Regions from separate parts of the Mus musculus genome. Here region 1 is linked to region 2. A link is a loop called in an ENCODE intact Hi-C map of the cell type or tissue named here. Cell type or tissue: left cerebral cortex. All regions are shown on one strand. Links, peaks and the distances in the headings refer to the core of each region. The heading gives the core; the rest is flanking DNA. Region 1 has its middle 21 kb from the start of Slitrk4. Region 2 holds the start of Gm52432.

The links. Peaks named below come from ENCODE experiments on the same cell type or tissue, not always from the same donor. Only the 100,000 strongest peaks of a DNase experiment are listed, where the experiment ranks them.
Region 1: it touches region 2 in a loop (9-fold over the local background); 5 of 42 quality-filtered maps call a loop at or near these places.

What each region holds. Positions count from the first base shown.
Region 1 is chrX:64,292,776-64,302,669 of GRCm38, forward strand. No RefSeq gene overlaps it. Among named protein-coding and RNA genes, the nearest start is that of Slitrk4, 21 kb to the left of the region's middle. In left cerebral cortex, for the core only: a CTCF peak has its summit at 4,595 (motif pointing right); no DNase peak of the experiment used is centred there.
Region 2 is chrX:65,700,292-65,710,185 of GRCm38, forward strand. Gm52432 reads left to right here and starts at 7,104. Exons shown (of 1, transcript XM_030251541.1): 1 at 7,104-8,912. The coding sequence starts at 7,104. The coding sequence ends at 8,912. In left cerebral cortex, for the core only: a CTCF peak has its summit at 4,945; a DNase peak (open chromatin) is centred at 4,917.

The DNA.
Region 1 (9,894 bases), core at 660-8,659, 1.4 Mb before region 2:
TGTACATTTGTACATATATACATACATTTATCTATGCATCATATATAACCTATATATCTTCAGCTCAGCATTTAACTAGTGCAAATATATGTTTTATCACCTTTAAAAGCATCATAACTGGTCAAGATTATCTTCATTTGTTACATGATTTTACATTCAAGATGTACAACAATATGAACACTAAATTTGCAACCATACACATCAATTATGTCTGGCACAATTGTATATAGGTAATTCCATGAATATTTATCAGATAATTGTATGCCTAGGTCAGAATATGGTATGTAATTTTTAAAAGGTTAAAACAGACCAAACATGCCAATTTCACTGTGTTGGGAAAAACCACATCAAGAAGGAAAACAAAACTTATATACAGTTCTCTTTCATGTACTCTGTTTAAAATCTGCTGGCACCTTCAGTTTTGACTATTTAAATACAGCTTCCTCCATCACAGCTGGTTGCCTGTGAATGAGAAATATTTAAATACACTGCTAAATTTTCTAAATGTAATTTTAGCAATTCTACATTATACATCTGCATATGAAATTTCATGTAAATCATAATAAAGCATAGTAGTAATATGTTCCTTACTTTGCTAATTGCTTTATTAGCTAATTTCTATTAAAACAGATTGCCAGAATACCTAATATGATTTCCTAACTGCTGCTTAGTACTTAAGACTAAAATTACTAGCACTGGTAATTCACTGAAAGATTTTTAAATGTTCTTCTCATAGCAATGATAATTATAAATGAGTTAAAGTTAGATTGTTGGATGTTCATATATTCATACCTTAGATCCAGGCAAGCTCTCTGACTCTTTCATTTGCCCTTCACACAGGGTTCACATATAGGCTCATAGAAAATGTTCTTCACTTGTAACAAATGTACAACTTTAGTGAAGATTATTGACAACGAGAAAGTCTATGCAAATGTGCTAAGGACATTTGAGGGCTATGATTAAATGATAAAGATGGAGAAATATGAAACCTATTAAAAGGAGACATGAGAAAGAGTAAAGCCTAGAGCAGGAGGAAAATAAAGGGCCCACACAATTTATGAGAAAAATGTTTTTAATATTTAAGTTCCTTGATAAGTTACTTATGGTGACATTTTCTTAAGGTAAGGTCTCACTGTATAGTCTTGGAATTAACTACATATACCATGTTGGCATTGAACTCTGAAAGATCTAAATGCCTCTGCCTCCTGAGTGCTGAAGTTTCAGATATGGTGAAAACTCTGGTGTATGTGGTGCCTAAGATAATTAAGGAATTTTTCAGAAAAGTACTGAGTTATATGGTATAGATAAAAGAGACCATGTTAGTTTTCTTTATCCTATTGGGAAATATGAGAGTTTGGATGGATTGTATACATTTCTATAAAAGGCACTGTAGTTAACTATGGCTCTTTTCTTGCAAATGCTAAATAAAGTTATAATGTCTGTGTATATGTCCATATGTGTATATGTGTGTATTCACTTGTATATATTATGATAACTTGTGAAGTCATTTAGGCAAAAATCTATACATACATATTATGCTGTCTTTAAGGCATACATATAAATATGTTTATAAAAATATGTGTTGTAACATTTACCACATATTTTCATATCACATATCTTCAAAACATTCAACATTACTTTGAAATGTGATTTTTCACATACTAAAATTGCTGTGGCAATGTTCTTTGTACATGCACCATACCAGTGTCCTATCATTCAAAGTTATCCTTTGAATTTCTGTACAGTGGTATACGAACAGATTTTGTGGTTATATTGACCAGAATACTAATATTAGACATATAACTTTACCATTTTGAGTTCAAAGGCTTTGCATAGGAAATTAGATAACAATAGTGTCTCTACCATAAGCTTATTATGATTTTTTGTAAAAGTCATAATTGTCAATTGTCCAATCCATCATATTTTTCAATTCACTATAGTTTTTTTGCATCCTGTCACCATAAAAATATTTGTATCTGAAAGAGTTCCATAGTCAAGTACATCAATTATTTTACTATTTATTACAATTGTTATTAAAATTATTTTACCATATATTTATATTCTTCTATATTATTTTTATTACAAATGTATAAAAGTATATTTATATTCCTAAAACCTGATGAAGTTCTCAGCTATTGTTAGTGAGTATATTATCTACCAGTTAGTGATTTTTATCATGTGATTTTAGGTATTATAACTTTATTTATATTTGTAAACATATTATCTAGTCAAAATGAAAATCTCTTCATTAAGCTTTTTCAGCAGAACAAAACAAACAGGAAGTATCAAATAACATTTGCAGATGCTATGCTTTCGTTGTCATTTACACTACTCAATAATTGGTCTAAGCTACAAAATAACCAACTTTCTAAATCCCTTAAATACATTTGGAAATTTTTCCCTCATCACACTTTTAGACATTTATTGTTAAATGGAACAGAAACATGCTTCAAGTTAATCTTCGAATGCTACTGTAAGCAGGTATTTCTATACTTCACTAAGCATTGGCAAATGAAGTTTTCTCAATGAATCTGACAATATATTTGAATGGTCTCTGTTATGTTGTACAATGACTCCCTGTGTCACAATACTTTGTGAGGCTTACTTTGTGAAATTGTTACTGAGCAAATTCCTGAATTCCCAGTACCAGGGATAGGCTGAAAATTTATAATTCCTATGAAGGAAGTATTTACCAGCTAGTGGTTAGTTAGTGAGCAAAAGGATACTCACTGTGATGGTTTGTATATGCTTAGCCCAAGGAATGATACTATTAGAGGGCATGGCCCTGTTGGATAAGGTTCACATGATCTTGTTGGAAAGGTGTGTCCCTGTAGGCACGAGCTTTGTTCTAGTGTCTGGAAACAAGTATTCTGCTAGCAGCCTTCAGATGCAGGTGCTGAACTCTCAGTTCCTCCTGCACCATGCCTGCCTGGATGCTGCCATGCTCTTGCCTTGATGATAATGAACTGAACGTCTGAACCTGCAAGCCAGGCCCAATTAAATATTGTCCTTACAAGAGTTGCCTTGGTCATGGTGTCTGTTCACAGCAGTAAAACCCTAATGATGACACTTACTCATTAGACTCATAGCAGGAAATGAATGTGTTTAGTCTAAGTAGGAAAAAAAAAACAGCTAGGACCATGATTTCATGGTATTAGGTATAAAAGAATTCCATGACTAAAAAATGGCTGATACAGTAGGACTTTGAGTAGACTCAAGATGAGGGGTATTATATATCATTGTGAAATGTGAACTGCAGGATAAATTGTTTTTATGGATTAAAAGAAGTAGTATTACTATGTAATGTATTTTAGCAAATTTTCTTTGCTAAAACATAGCAAGATGTTAAGAAGAAAACTAGTGCTACAAATCAAAACTCAGATTTTTATTTCTGGAAGTTTTCTCAGCCCATTAAAGAAACAAGCAAAATCTAAAATTAACATAGAATTTAAGAGAAGTCTCTCTTGGTAAAACAGTCTTAAGGAAAACATTTGAGGTTATATACTTCATAGTTTCCAATTTCAAAACATATTACAAATTTATAGAAACCAAAACTATATAGTACATTTAATAAGAAAAGAAAAGAATTGACCCTGTGCATACACATGTATATGTTTAAAGGTCTTCTATAACCTTGACAGATTATCCAATGGGAAAATAGCATGTTTTAGTTACCTTTTTCAACTTGAGACAGCCTAGAGTTATCTGAGAGAAGAGCTCTGATTAAATAATTTTATTTATCAAGTTGGTCTATGGATTTATATGTGAAGGAGTATCTTCATTGTTAATTAAGTGGAAGGGCTCAGTGCACCATTGGCATACCATCCCTAAGAAGGCTGCATAAGAAATCTAGCTAAGCATAATCTAAGAGCAGCCAGGAAGCTGCATCACTCCTTGTTTCCTGCAACCAAACTCCTACCTTTAAATTCTGCCTTGACTTTTCCAAATAATGGGTTATGATTTGGAAGTGGATGTAAAATAAACCCTCCCAAGTTACTTTTGTTCAGTGTGCCTCTTGAACAATAAAATAAAACTAGAAAAGGTAATAATCTGAACAGTGGATCTGATAAAGAAGTTTTTGGATGGTTTATACAACATCAACATTAACTCAACATGAGTTAAATATGTAAATATTTATAAATGTATAAATATACACAGACTTCCAGCAAAATATTTGGAAGAAAAATTTCCCCAAATTCCCAATGTTTTATGTCTTGTCTGAAGGAAAAGAATCAATTTTCCTCCACTGTCTAGGTGTCTGTTACAGCTAAAAACAAACTAGGTGTTTGGTACAGCTGCATGAACATCATTTTGCTCCTGCATAGTAATATGGTTCTGTGATAACACTAAGAAGTTTCAAAATACAAGTAAATTCTGTAAAGCGATTTACAATTTCTAACATGGGGTCTTTTTTTTTTATTTGACCTTGCTGCCATTGAGCGTCAATTTCTGAATACTTAAGATGCACACTGGAGTGCATTTGTTTTAAAATGTATATCTGTAATGGATTAGATATCAGTTCAGTGAAATGACTGGAAATATTTGATTTCCAGAAAGTATTTTCAAACTCTGTTATGTTGTATACTTCTTCTTACCAGCAGATGGCATCTCTTTTACTTCTAAAATATACAAAGAAGATGGATAGTAAAGTGTGTCCTAAGGAAATATAACTCTCATTTTACATATTCAGTACAATGATAGGGAAAATAAATTTGTCAGTGAGTTCAGTCAATGAAATTCTGCATGCTAATCAATTTTATACCTCTGAATATGTCACTTGAACTTGGAAATTTAGGGTAGAACAGTGCAGATCCATAAGTTGAATAACTGATTGAAAACACTTGGCATAATTATTTCAATTCTCACTTCCATTACTTATGGCAAAAATCTCATTAATGAGCTAGTTTCATTCTATAATTAATTTTCTAATATATAACTATGATATCAAGAATTAATCTAACTACTATCATTTAGGTATCATTCCAATAAAGATAAAGTCAGATTTTCCTTACATAAAACCCAAATTACAACTATTTAGAAAACTTTGAAGGTAATAATTCATTTTATTTCAAAATCTAAACTATAAAAAGATTCACACCAATATTTTCATAATGTATTTAAGTTTTGTCTGACTTTAGTATTATAATGGGAATAAATATCTAATCAGGTGAATATTAAATTATAGTGTTACTCTGGGACTTCAGAGGAGTAGCTACTCCAAGTCCCTCCCACTGCGACCACATCTTCTTTCCACCAGATAAACATGATTTAGTAAGAAAAATTAAGACTGTGTGCAAACCTTCAGAAAATTACTGGACTTTTTTCCACTGGATTGTTTTAGTTCCCTTGTCAAAGATCAAGTGACCATAGGTATGTGGGTTAATTTCTGGGTCTTGAATTCTATTCTATTGGTTTACTTGTCTGTCGCTGTACCAGTACCATGCAGTTTTTATCACAATTGCTCTGTAGTATACCTTTAGGTCAGGCATGGTTATTCCACCAGAGGTCCTTTTATTGTTGAGAATAGTTTTTGCTATCTTAGGTTTTATGTTATTCCAGATAAATTTACACATTGCCCTTTCTAACTCGGTGAAGAATTGAGTTGGAATTTTGATGGGAATTGCGTTGAATCTGTAGTTTGCTTTCGGCAAGATAGCCATTTTTACTATATTGATCCGGCCAATCCATGAGCACGGGGGATCTTTCCATCTTCTATGAACTTCTTCAATTTTATTCTTCAGAGAGTTGAAGTTCTTATCATACAGACCTTTCACTTCCTTAGTTAGAGTCACACCAAGGAATTTCATACTATTTATAACTATTGTGAAGGGTGTTGTTTCCCTAATTTCTTTCTCAGACTGTTTATCCTTTGTGTAGAGAGAAGGCACTGATTTGTTTGAGTTAATTTTATATACAGCTAATTCACTGAAGATGTTTATCAGGTTTAAGAGTCCTCTGGTGGAATTTTTAGGGTCACTTATATATACTATCATATCATATGCAAATATTGATATTTTGACTTCTTCCTTTCCAATTTGTGTCCCCTTGATCTCCATTTGTTGTCTAATTGCTCTGGCTAGGACTTCAAGTACTATATTGAATAGGTAGGGAGAAAGTGGGCAGCCTTGTCTAGTCTCTGATTTTAGTGCGATTGCTTAAAGTTTCTCTCCATTTAGTTTGATGATGGCTACTGTTTTGCTGTATATTGCTTTTATTATGTTTAGGTATAAGCCTTGAATTCCTGATCTTTTGAAGACTCTTATTATGAATGGGTGTTGGATTTTGTCAAATACTTTCTCAGCATCTGACGAGATGATCATATCCTTTTTGTCTTTGAGTTTGTTTGTATAGTGGATCACTTTGATGGATTTCTATATATTAAATCATCCTTGCATCCTTGGGATGAAGCCTACTTGATCATGATGAATGATCGTTTTGATGTGTTCTTGGACTCGGTTTGAGGGAATTTTACTGAGTATTTTTGCATCGATATTCATCAAGGAAATTGGTCTGAAGTTCTTTCTTTGTTGGGTCTTTGTGTAGTTTAGGTATCAGAGTAATTGTGGCTTCATAGAATGATTTGGGTAGAGTACCTTCTTTTTCTATTTTGTGGAATGGTTGAGGAGAGTTGGAATTAGGTCTTCTTTGAAGGTCTGATAGAACTCTGCACTAAACCCATCTCGTCCTGGGCTTTTTTTGTTTGTTTGTTTGTTTGTTTGTTTGTTTGTTTGTTTGAGAGACTATTAATCACTGCTTCTATTTCTTTAGGGGATATGGGGCTGTTTAGATCATTAATCTTATCTTGATGTAACTTTGGTACATTGCATTTGTCTTGAAAATGATATGTGAAAATGATAGGCTTGCCTTTATATGTTACTTGACCTTTTTCCCTTACTGCTTATAATATTCTCTCTTTATTTAGTGTATTTGTTGTTCTGATTATTATGTGGTGGGAGGAATTTCTCTTCTGTCCCAATCTATTTGGAGTTCTATAGGCTTCATGTATGTTCATGGGCATCTTCTTTAGATTAGGGAAGTTTTGTTCTATAATTTTGCTGAAGATATTTACTGGCCCTTTAATTTGAAAATCTTCATTCTCATCTACTCCTATTATCCTTAGGTTTGGTTTCTCACTGTGTCCTGGATTTCCTGAATGTTTTGAGCTAGGATCTTTTTGCATTTTGTCTTTCCTTTTATTGTTGTGTCCATGTTTCTATGGAATCTTCTGCACCTATCTTCCATCTCTTGTATTCTGTTGCTGGTGCTCTCAGTTATTGTAAGGAGCAGGTGTGGCCGTGACCCCAAGATGGCACCCGGGACTGCTGCCAAGTCTTATGACTGGCACCTGACTTCCTCATATCCCTCAAGATAGCCATATACCTTGAGCTGCATTGCACAGATGCACCATGATGTAAGATCGGATGATGTGATGAATGTAGTCCTGAGCCAATAAACTGTGCCTAAGTGGACTGGGGTGATGGGGAGTAGCCGTGAGGGGATAAAGGGGGATGGCCAAGAGAGGTCGGGGCATTTTTTTTCTTTTTCCTGCACATTGTTAAGTTCCTGAATAAATTGCCTTGAGAAGGACATCAGTTTTGTTACTTCTTTTCTGCTGGTTGGAGATGGTAGCGACAAGTTATGGTTCCTGATTTCTTTCCTATGGTTTCTATCTCCAGAGTTGTCTCCCTTTGTGATTTCTTTATTGTTTCTACTTCCATTTTTTGATCCTGGATGGTTTTGTCAAATTCTTTCACCTGTTTCATAGTATTTTCCTGTAACTCTTTACAGGACTTTTGTGTTCCCTCTTTAAGGGCTTCTAGCTGTTTACCTTTACTTCTTTAAGGGAGTTATTTATTTCCTTCTTAAAGTCCTCCATCATCATCATGAGATCCATATCTTGCTTTTCTGGTGAGATGGTGTATCCAGGACTTGCTATTGTGGGAGAGTTTGGTTCTGATGATGCCAAGTAACCTTGGTTTCTGTTGTTTCTGTTCTTATGCTTGACTCCTGCCATCTGATTATCTCAAGTGCTTCCTGCCCTCAATATATCTGATTGGAGCCTATCCCTCCTATAATCTAGGTTGATTCAGGACTTCTGCTGTCACAGACCTGTCACAATTGGTTTGGAACCAATGTTGTGTTCTATTAACCAGTGATCCTAAGATCACATGGAGAGTCCTCTGTGGACTATGGGACTGTCCGCTGAGTTTGTGCTAAGGTGACCTGGAGCTGGCGCAGACAAGTGGGGTCTTGAGCCCCTGGTTTTCTGCTTCTCTGCTGCTGGCACATGCCTGGGGCAATAAATTTGGAACTGATGTGTGTTCCACTCACTAGTGATCCTAAGGTCACGTGGAGAGTCCTCTGGGGACCGAGGGACCATCTGCCAAGTTTGTGCCCAAGGTGACCCAGAGCTGGCACCGACTGGAATGGCCAGAAATAATTTTTTAAAAAATACTTTCATTGTTTATGAAGAAAAGGGGCCAGTTTACAGAAAGTCAGAATTCAATTTCCAGCACCCACAAAGCACTTTACTACATATCCAAAGTATATGTCGCCTTCTAGTGACAGCGATAGGGACTGCATGTACTTGGTACACATACATGCAGGCAAAACACTAATTTCACATAAATAAAAGTGAATAATATGTTTCATAAAATACATACATAAAATTAGCCATCATAAGATCTGTCTAGGTTACCAAGGACAGGATTACCCTTCTACCCAAAAATATCTTTATACTATCTTCATGTTATGCCATTCGCATGGAACCCCATGGTAAGAGCAACACCCTGAAATTGATATAATATTAAATAACTAAAAAATGATATTTCTGCATAACTGAACATATAGAATGAGGTAGTACTGCTTTGTGAATCTGCTGTCTCTTATTTTCTTAACTCACTTCCCAGAACTAAACTACTTGTTGCTCTTATGTATGCTTGATAAAATTATATATGAAATATTGGCTATTGTCAACATCAGAGTAGGCATACAAGACAAAGGTTGGTTCATTACATGAACAAGTTACTGAAATGAATCCCCATACTTGTAAGAGATGCAACCTTGTCATGTATGTCATTTGTAAGAGATCTTTAAGGAAAAATGAATCACAGGATATGTGTGGTGGTTTGAATATACTTGGTTCAAAAAGTGGCAGTATTAGGAGGTGTGGCCTTGTTGGAGTGGATGTGACCTTTTTCGAGGAAGTGTATCATTATTGGGGTGGGAAAAGAGAGCCTCCTCCTATTTGTCTGTAATATAGTCTGCTTCCTGCCTTCCTTTCAATGAAGATATAGAACTCTCAGTTACTCCAGCACCATGACTGTTGACACACTGCCATGTTTCCTGCAATGATGATAATGGAATAAACCTCAGAAAGTTTAAGACAGCCCTAATTAAATGTTTTCTTTATAAGAGTTGCCTTGGTCATGGTCTTTTCACAGCAATGGAAAGTATAGCAAAGACTAATATGTATTTTCTCACATGTTGGTACTCTGTATTCTATTTCTCCTATGGTGTGAATGCTTGGTGTTATACATGACCATTTAATAGGGCTACTTGAGACTATTTTTCTGTCTTATAAAACACTGACATTTTAAACATAAATGCAAGCAAGCCAATCAATATGTAGAGAATATGCAATGACATTTGAGAAGTATCTGAGCAGATGTTTAGTATTTGTTGTTTGATAAAGGGGTTTTCATTTGATCCAAGGTAATTTAGAGACCAAGGATTCAAAGAAAATTCCTGTAGTTAGTTAATGAGTGTAAGTAACCACCTAGTCCCTTCCTTCAGCTTTGTGGGTTTATTCTTTTCTGCATTTTTCACAATTCACATGATATTTTGAGCATGAAGTTTCTCTGTGAAAAGAAAAAGCTCTAAAAATAAAGTCAA
Region 2 (9,894 bases), core at 989-8,988:
GTGAATTCTTGCTACAAATTATGATATTTCTTACATTTTATTCACACATATGGAGAATAAATATGAATGTGTTCCTGTCTATGTCTAAGTTTGTGTGCAGATGTACATTCAGAAGTGTAACTATGCTGTGAAAACCAGAACTTATCATTAAATAACTTCTTCTGTCACTCTCCACTTTATTTGTTTGAGATAGGTTCTGTCAGTAAACCTGTAGGTCACTGACTTAGCTATTTACTCCTACTTCTATGTCCCCAGCACTGATTATAAGGACAGTCTTCAATAAGCAGTTTTTTTATATAGATTCAAAAGATTAAAATTCAGGTTGTTATGTTTGTATGGCACTTTACCAACTTAACTGTATTAACAGCCCTGTGATAATTTATTAAATAAATGGCAAATAAAATAAATATTTGTTATGTGTGATAGCTTTTGATATAATCAAAAGAAATATGAAGTGCACTGTGGAGATGGCTGTTGAATAGCACTTTTTCCTACAGAGAACATCGATTCAATTCCTAGCACCTACATGGTGGCTCAGTCTATACCACCTGCTTTAGGATATCTAGTGTACCATCTTTTGAGTGAGATGATAGAAAACATGTATTTCTTTCTGTGCAAAGTATCTAAGCTTTGAATTAAAATTATTACACATTGTATGGATTAAACTAACAGTGGTTCAGTGTCATGAAGATTATTGAAACCTAAGGAGAGATGTGCCTGAAAGAGGAGATAAACTTAAATATCAACCAAAAAACAAAGCTACATACAAGTAGTATTTAACATAATTATCAAGATAACCTCCTATATTACCATTCACCAAGCTCATATAATATGTATGAGAAGAATGTGAAATGGAAACAAAATCATTTCCAATAACTCAGGGGCTCTAAATACAAGTAAGCAAACTGTGACATGGTACTTTACATTTTTAATAAAGAACAACATCATATCATATTAATATATCTGCCTGCTGAGGACAGTATCAATACATTAATATTAGAAATTAGTAAGGTATTTTTTCTTGGAACTTTTCTGTGAATACTCTTTTGAAAGTTGTTAATAAGTGTTCCATGGGATCTATTATATATAGAACTCTGTTAAAACTTACAAAATATATTGAAGTCAACATTCTTAAAAAACTATAAGAAAGCTTCATGAAACCTAATACTTCCCAAGCTTTGTTGAAAGATATGATACTATTTTGAAGAAACGTAAATCAAACAGTCTCTTCTTACTTAGATTAGTAATTTGGATGTTGGGGAAGGAAAAGAAAGGTGATGGCCATGGATCTCTTTTTATCATAACCCAATGTGGCTGTGAGTGGTGGCTGAAATACCTCTGTTGTGGATGGTATATATATATATATTACCTAAATTTCTTCCTTAAGATATTGTGCATTTTTATCCTGGACTCTTTTACTGAGACTATCTCAGACAGGGGGAGCTGTATATTTCTACATCTTTGGTCGTTCATATTCTTCTAAAAATTCTCCAAAGGGCATGAAGCTAAGACACAATTGATTTCCCTGTATTCTTCCAAATACTTCTCTTAAAAATCTCTTTTGACTCTTTTGGTACAGATAATACCACTGTGACACATACATTTAAAAACATCTGGACTAATAGAGGATGCTAATTTCTATGTCTTATAGTTCAAGAAGTTTAGTAAGAACTCTCAAATACTTATCCATTTTACACTAATATCATGGCACCAAATAGGTATAGTAAGATTTCAGGACTGCACTGAAGCAGAAGATATAGAAGAGGTTTGGGGTTCTCTTTCCTCAATTTTTAAATCATTCTAAACATTTTTATACATGTATATATGAATTGTAATCCTTTTCATTCTTTTTTATCCTGGATCGTCATCATATTCCTCCTTTCGAAACCTTTCTAGTTTTTGTTGTTGTTATTGGTGGTGGTGGTGGTAGTGAATTTTGGTTTGTTTGGTTTTTTTACTAGGTATTTTTTTTTTAATGACACAGTTCCTCTGTGTAATAACTCTGAAAGTCTTGGAACTCACTTTGTAGTCAAGGATGGCCTCGAACTCACAGAGATCCACCTGCCTCTGCCTCTTGAGTGCTGTGATTACAGGAATGAACATTACTGCCTGGCATGATACATTTCATTTTTTCATAACAAATCTCCATCATACTTTTATTGTTTAAGAATGTGTGTGTTTGTGTTTACATGTGTGTGTATGTGTGTGTGTTTGTGTTTACGTGTGTATATATCCCACTGAGCTTAGTTCGAGTAAAGTGGCTTGCAAAAGTATGTGTGGTAGGCTCATTATTGGCACATGGACAAGTTTTTCAGTGGCTCTACTACTGGAGGATGCAACACATTCTCACTGGACACTATCACTTATCAACATTCCATGGGGGTGGTGGGGATATGACATTGTTACCTCTTCTGCCTTCCATGATGAAATATTGACAGATCCAATCTTGCACAGCTCTTACCAAGGAAACCTATGAGTGTATTATTTCGAGCATAGCCAGAAAAAATAAAATAAAATAAAATACTGTTTGCCAACACTCTTTTCCAACCACTAGTTCTTACATACTTTCTGTCCCATTTTCTGAGATGTTTTTTAACCCCTCAGAGAGAGGAATTATATAGATATCTCCCCAAGCAATACGGGCTATTGCCATTTCTCCTGTTTAGAACTTCATGGTAACTCGTTGTTGCAAAAAGAAAAAGAAAAAGAAAAAGAAAAAGAAAAAAAACAGACATATTTTGTAACAAGAAACAAATAAATCAAGCTATATCACAGCTAAAATGGATAGCTTCCATACAGCATGAAGTTGATACACAAGCATCTGGGGGAAATAAGTCATTAATTATCTTAGCCTACTAGGAACCCTTTGCACTACAATAAACTTGGCCTGGCAAGATATGCTTAATGGTGCAACAGTGGCTTTTGATTTTTACAGGAATAATACTAGATTTGAATTATGGAAATTTGCAGAATCCAAGGTATTTGTAAGGAATAGAATGGGAAAATGGGGGGTGATAGTGCATGGGAAAATTGCTATTTCATGTATATATTTCTCAGAACCACGTCATTGGTGAAAATTGTTATTCTATATTGAAGTCTTTCTATAACAAATGAGAACATTAGCTTGGATTATGTTTATTTTGCTACACCCCTCATCTATTATGAATGATAGCTTTGTATTGTAGATAACTATATCTAAACTCATTTTCATTTTTCATTGTGATCATCAAAATATTAGGATACCAATTATCCTATTCTAGGGATATAGTAAAATGTACACCATTTTATGAATCATAAAAATTAAAATGAAAATAAAAAAATTCATTTGCCATTGAGTAGATGAGTAAACTTTTTTTTCCATTTTTTATTAGGTATTTAGCTCATTTACATTTCCAATGCTATACCAAAAGTCCCCCATACCCACCCACCCCCACTCCCCTACCCGCCCACTCCCCCTTTTTGGCCCTGGCGTTCCCCTGTACTGGGGCATATAAAGTTTGCGTGTCCAATGGGCCTCTCTTTCCAGTGATGGCCGACTAGGCCATCTTTTGATACATATGCAGCTAGAGTCAAGAGCTCCGGGGTACTGGTTAGTTCATAATGTTGATCCACCTATAGGGTTGCAGATCCCTTTAGCTCCTTGGGTACTTTCTCTAGCTCCTCCATTGGGAGCCCTGTGATCCATCCATTAGCTGACTGTGAGCATCCACTTCTGTGTTTGCTAGGCCCCAGCATAGTCTCACAAGAGACAGCTACATCTGGGTCCTTTCGATAAAATCTTGCTAGTGTATGCAATGGTGTCAGCGTTTGGATGCTGATTATGGGGTGGATACCTGGATATGGCAGTCTTTACATGGTCCATCCTTTCATCTCAGCTCCAAACTTTGTCTCTGTAACTCCTTCCAAGGGTGTTTTGTTCCCACTTCTAAGGAGGGGCATAAAAACTTTCTTAACTTATAACATACACTGTAAATGCAATAATTATGTGAATATTAAAGTGGCACACACAATCTAGTACTGATGGCACTGTAGTTACTAAGAAGATTTTAGCTGCTTTTTGTCTCTTTTGCTACATTTTCAGTTTGTTTTCCTAATTTATTTATACTGGAATTCAGAGTGCCCTTGACAGAGAACTTGAAAAAGCTTAGAGTTTAATATGTAACATTTTTAGCATCCTTAAAATTATTCCTTTTTATCATTCACTCTGCATTTTGAAATCCATGTTGTATCAATAGAACCACAAAGTTTGATTCTGCTTATAGTGATATTTAAAGACATATTTTAATCAAGGCTTGATGATCAGGAAAACTGGAAGAGATTTCATAATGATATGAAGAATGAACAAATTAAATGAAGTCACTGTTCATTACATTTAAAATACTTATTGCTCATTGAATCTTGAATACTAGTGCCTGTTAAAATATTATAAACATAATATAAAAATATTAACCCAAATGGTGCTGATAACAGTCTAACATTACATCAGAAAAAAAAAAAAAAAAGAGATCCAATATGGAAGAATTCAAGTGACCATCTAGACCTGTAAAATAATCTCTTGCTTGTTCAAAGTTTGTATGTCAACAGAGCTGGAAGATTGAGTTAAATTACTTGCAAGTAGCCTTTCAAATTTTATATTCTACTTTTGGGTCTAATAATTGCAAGGAATACATTATTACTTTATTCTGTGATTTAATCACTGCATACTATATTTCAATACAAAAAATCAATCAGTAGTATAAAACACTAAATAAAACAGAGAAAAAATAGTTACTGGTGTCTAAAAGAGATGCATGGAGTCACCTATGTTTCTTTCTCCAATAATTTTGTGGATGACCGGATTTGGATTTCCCATTGCTTCAAGGTTAAGTCAAATATTTTCAATTAAATACTCTAACATATTTGAACACAGTCTCTTACTCCCCCATCAGGACATTGTCTGCCACTGTGCTGTTTGCAGACTACTTTCAGTGCACAATTTCAATTTCGAGCTTCTATAAATTATAAGACTTGGAAGTAAAGTGGCTTAATGCCCCAAAATTTTCTGTTACTAATTTCAAATCCAAAACCAAACAGAAACATGTTTATTTTTAATATAAATATCAAACGTAAAAATATTTGTATATTACAAAATTCATTTAAATTTTCAGGAAGCAAATAAATTAACTGAGGGTCAAAAGCTGTCTTACACAGGAAGAAAGCTTGGTTGGGATACAATGGCACACATGGAGAGAAGAAACTTTAATAGTGATGCTCATTCTTATGTGTTATACTTACAAAATGGAAAACATGGTGTATAGACAACTTACCTGGGTGACTAATTTGTAAGAAATTGCAAATGTGCATACCTGGGTCTTTTGTTTGCTCAGCAGGTACCAATAATTACTTCACTAGTTCTGAATAGGTCAGATTCCAGTGTAGATGTTATGATATTCACAAAACTGAAAGTGTTACAACCGTTTCAATGCTTCTTCACCAAGCCCATCCCCTTAGCCCAGAGAGATCACAATCAATAGAAAGAGTGTTTAGAAATGCATAAATATGCAGACTGTGTACAGAGAAAATAAGTCATTTTCTAGGTAAGGCAAATCTCGATTATCTTGTTCATCTAAACTGAGGAAAATAAAATATTCTTCCGAGAGAGAGAGACAGAGACAGGCAGAGACAGACAGAGACAGAGAAGGAGAGAGAGGAAGGGAGAATAACTGTTAAAAATCTGTTTTTTGGGTGTGTTGGCAATGATAAATTCCACATGTATCAATGGATGGTATCACACCCATTTACATATGAACAACATTAACTAGATTCAGTGAACTAATCTAATTAATTAATAATTTTAAAAAGGGGAATTAATTTGTGATGGAGATGTGATAAGATGCATCCTAGAGGGAGTTGGAAAGGGCAGTGGGGTGTGGATATGATCAAAATATATTGCATACATTCGTGAAATTTTCAAAGAATATGGGATGGACAAAGTTCAAATTTGCTCTTGGGAAGTAGGTAAAAGATCTTATCTTATAAACGAGATAACCTGATTTCGATCCTAGGAACCAACAAGAAGGTGAAAGGAGAGTTGACTCCACAAATTTTCTCTCTATCCTAAAAACTTGTGCTGTGCACTGCATGTGTGAAATCACATTCATGCACACTATCATAATAAAATAATGTTTGAACTTTAAGTAGTTTCAAATATTAAAAAATACTATAGTCCCCTGTGGATAATAACAATTACAGTCCCTCAACAAAAGAATGGATACAGAAAATGTGGTTCATTTGCTCAATGGACTACTACTCAGCTATTAAAATCCGGGCATCATGAAATTCTTAGTTAAATGGATGGAACTAGAAAAATATAATCCTGAGTGTGGTAACTCAGACACAAAAGAACACACATGGTATGCATTCACTAAGTGGATATTAGCCATAAAGTACAGAATACCTAGGATACAAGTCACAGACCTAAAGAAATGTAACAAGCAGAAAGGCCCAAGTAAGGATGCCTCAATCCACTTAGAAGTGGGGAAGGAAACAATTGAAGGAGGCAGAAGGAGAGAGAGAGAGAGAGAGAGAGAGAGAGAGAGAGAGAGAGAGAGAGAGAGAGAGAGAGACTGGAATGTAAATAAATAAAATAATAGTATGTTGGGAGCCGCGCCCACATTCGCCGTTACAAGATGGCGCTGACAGCTGTGTTCTAAGTGGTAAACAAATAATCTGCGCATATGCCGAGGGTGGTTCTCTACTCCATGTGCTCTGCCTTCCCCGTGACGTCAACTCGGCCGATGGGCTGCAGCCAATCAGGGAGTGACACGTCCTAGGCGAAGGAGAATTCTCCTTAATAGGGACGGGGTTTCGTTTTCTCTCTCTCTTGCTTCTTACACTCTTGCTCCTGAAGATGTAAGCAATAAAGTTTTGCCGCAGAAGATTCTGGTCTGTTGTGTTCTTCCTGGCCGGGCGAGAGAACGCGTCTAATAACAATTGGTGCCGAATTCCGGGACGAGAAAAAACTCGGGACTGGCGCAAGGAAGATCCCTCATTCCAGAACCAGAACTGCGGGTCGCGGTAATAAAGGTTCCCGTAAAGCAGACTGTTAAGAAGGATTCAACTGTATGAATTCAGAACTTTTCAGCTGGGGAACGAGAGTACCAGTGAGTACAGCTTTACGAGGTAAGTCTGATCTTGAACTTTCTAAGGAAATTCAAGACAGTCTATCAGAAGTAAAGTGGAATATGTTTGGCCTTGAATTTTTTCTGGTGTTAGGAGCCCTTCTGTTCCTTTTCACATGTTATCAAGTGATTAAGATAGGGCTGATTCTAGAGGAAATTCAGGACAAGCTATCAGAAGTAAAGTGGGGAGAGAGAGTAGGAACAAAGAGGAAATATGGTACACAAAATAAGTATACAGGCCTTTCCAAGGGTCTTGAACCCGAGGAAAAGTTAAGGTTAGGTAGGAATACCTGGAGAGAGATTAGAAGAAAAAGAGGAAAAAGGGAAAAGAAGAAAGATCAATTAGCGGAGGTCTCTAGGAAAAGGAGCCTGTGCTCATCGCTGGATGGGCTCGGGGAGCCAGCTCTTAGTAGCTCTGAAGCAGATGAAGAATTCTCCTCTGAAGAAACAGACTGGGAGGAAGAAGCAGCTCATTATGAGAAAAAAGGGTACCAGCCAGGTAAAGTGCTAGCTAATCAGTTAAGGAAGCCAAAAGCGGCTGGCGAAGGCCAGTTTGCTGATTGGCCTCAGGGCAGTCGGCTTCAAGGTCCGCCCTATGCGGAGTCCCCGCCCTGCGTAGTGCGTCAGCCCTGCGCAGAGAGGCAGTGCGCAGACTCATTCATTCCCAGAGAGGAACAAAGGAAAATACAACAGGCATTTCCGGTCTTTGAAGGAGCCGAGGGTGGGCGTGTCCACGCTCCGGTAGAATACTTACAAATTAAAGAAATTGCCGAGTCGGTCCGTAAATACGGAACCAATGCTAATTTTACCTTGGTGCAGTTAGACAGGCTTGCCGGCATGGCACTAACTCCTGCCGACTGGCAAACGGTTGTAAAAGCCGCTCTCCCTAGTATGGGCAAATATATGGAATGGAGAGCTCTTTGGCATGAAGCTGCACAAGCGCAGGCCCGAGCAAACGCAGCTGCTTTGACTCCAGAGCAGAGAGATTGGACTTTTGACTTGTTAACGGGTCAGGGAGCTTATTCTGCTGATCAGACAAACTACCATTGGGGAGCTTATGCCCAGATTTCTTCCACGGCTATTAGGGCCTGGAAGGCGCTCTCTCGAGCAGGTGAAACCACTGGTCAATTAACAAAAGTTGTCCAGGGACCTCAGGAATCCTTCTCAGATTTTGTGGCCAGAATGACAGAGGCAGCAGAGCGTATTTTTGGAGATTCAGAGCAAGCCGCGCCTCTGGTAGAACAGCTAATCTATGAGCAAGCCACAAAGGAGTGCCGAGCGGCCATAGCCCCAAGAAAGAACAAAGGCTTACAAGACTGGCTCAGGGTCTGTCGAGAGCTTGGGGGACCTCTCACCAATGCAGGCTTAGCGGCCGCCATCCTCCAATCTCAGAACCGCTCCATGAGCAGAAATGATCAGAGGACATGTTTTAATTGCGGAAAGCCTGGGCATTTTAAGAAAGATTGCAGAGCTCCAGATAAACAGGGAGGGACTCTCACTCTTTGCTCTAAGTGTGGCAAGGGTTATCATAGAGCTGACCAGTGTCGCTCTGTGAGGGATATAAAGGGCAGAGTCCTTCCCCCACCTGATAGTCAATCAACTGATGTGCCAAAAAACGGGTCATCGGGCCCTCGGTCCCAGGGCCCTCAAAGATATGGGAACCGGTTTGTCAGGACCCAGGAAGCAGTCAGAGAGGCGACCCAGGAAGACCCACAAGGGTGGACCTGCGTGCCGCCTCCGACTTCCTATTAATGCCTCAAATGAGTATTCAGCCGGTGCCGGTGGAGCCTATACCATCCTTGCCCCCGGGAACCATGGGCCTTATTCTCGGCCGGGGTTCACTCACCTTGCAGGGCTTAGTAGTCCACCCTGGAGTTATGGATTGTCAACATTCCCCTGAAATACAGGTCCTGTGCTCAAGCCCTAAAGGCGTTTTTTCTATTAGTAAAGGAGATAGGATAGCTCAGCTGCTGCTCCTCCCTGATAATACCAGGGAAAAATCTGCAGGACCTGAGATAAAGAAAATGGGCTCCTCAGGAAATGATTCTGCCTATTTGGTTGTATCTTTAAATGATAGACCTAAGCTCCGCCTTAAGATTAATGGAAAAGAGTTTGAAGGCATCCTTGATACCGGAGCAGATAAAAGTATAATCTCTACACATTGGTGGCCCAAAGCATGGCCCACCACAGAGTCATCTCATTCATTACAGGGCCTAGGTTATCAATCATGTCCCACTATAAGCTCCATTGCCTTGACGTGGGAATCCTCTGAAGGGCAGCAAGGGAAATTCATACCTTATGTGCTCCCACTCCCGGTTAACCTCTGGGGAAGGGATATTATGCAGCATTTGGGCCTTATTTTGTCCAATGAAAACGCCCCATCGGGAGGGTATTCAGCTAAAGCAAAAAATATCATGGCAAAGATGGGTTATAAAGAAGGAAAAGGGTTAGGACATCAAGAACAGGGAAGGATAGAGCCCATCTCACCTAATGGAAACCAAGACAGACAGGGTCTGGGTTTTCCATAGCGGCCATTGGGGCAGCACGACCCATACCATGGAAAACAGGGGACCCAGTGTGGGTTCCTCAATGGCACCTATCCTCTGAAAAACTAGAAGCTGTGATTCAACTGGTAGAGGAACAATTAAAACTAGGCCATATTGAACCCTCTACCTCACCTTGGAATACTCCAATTTTTGTAATTAAGAAAAAGTCAGGAAAGTGGAGACTGCTC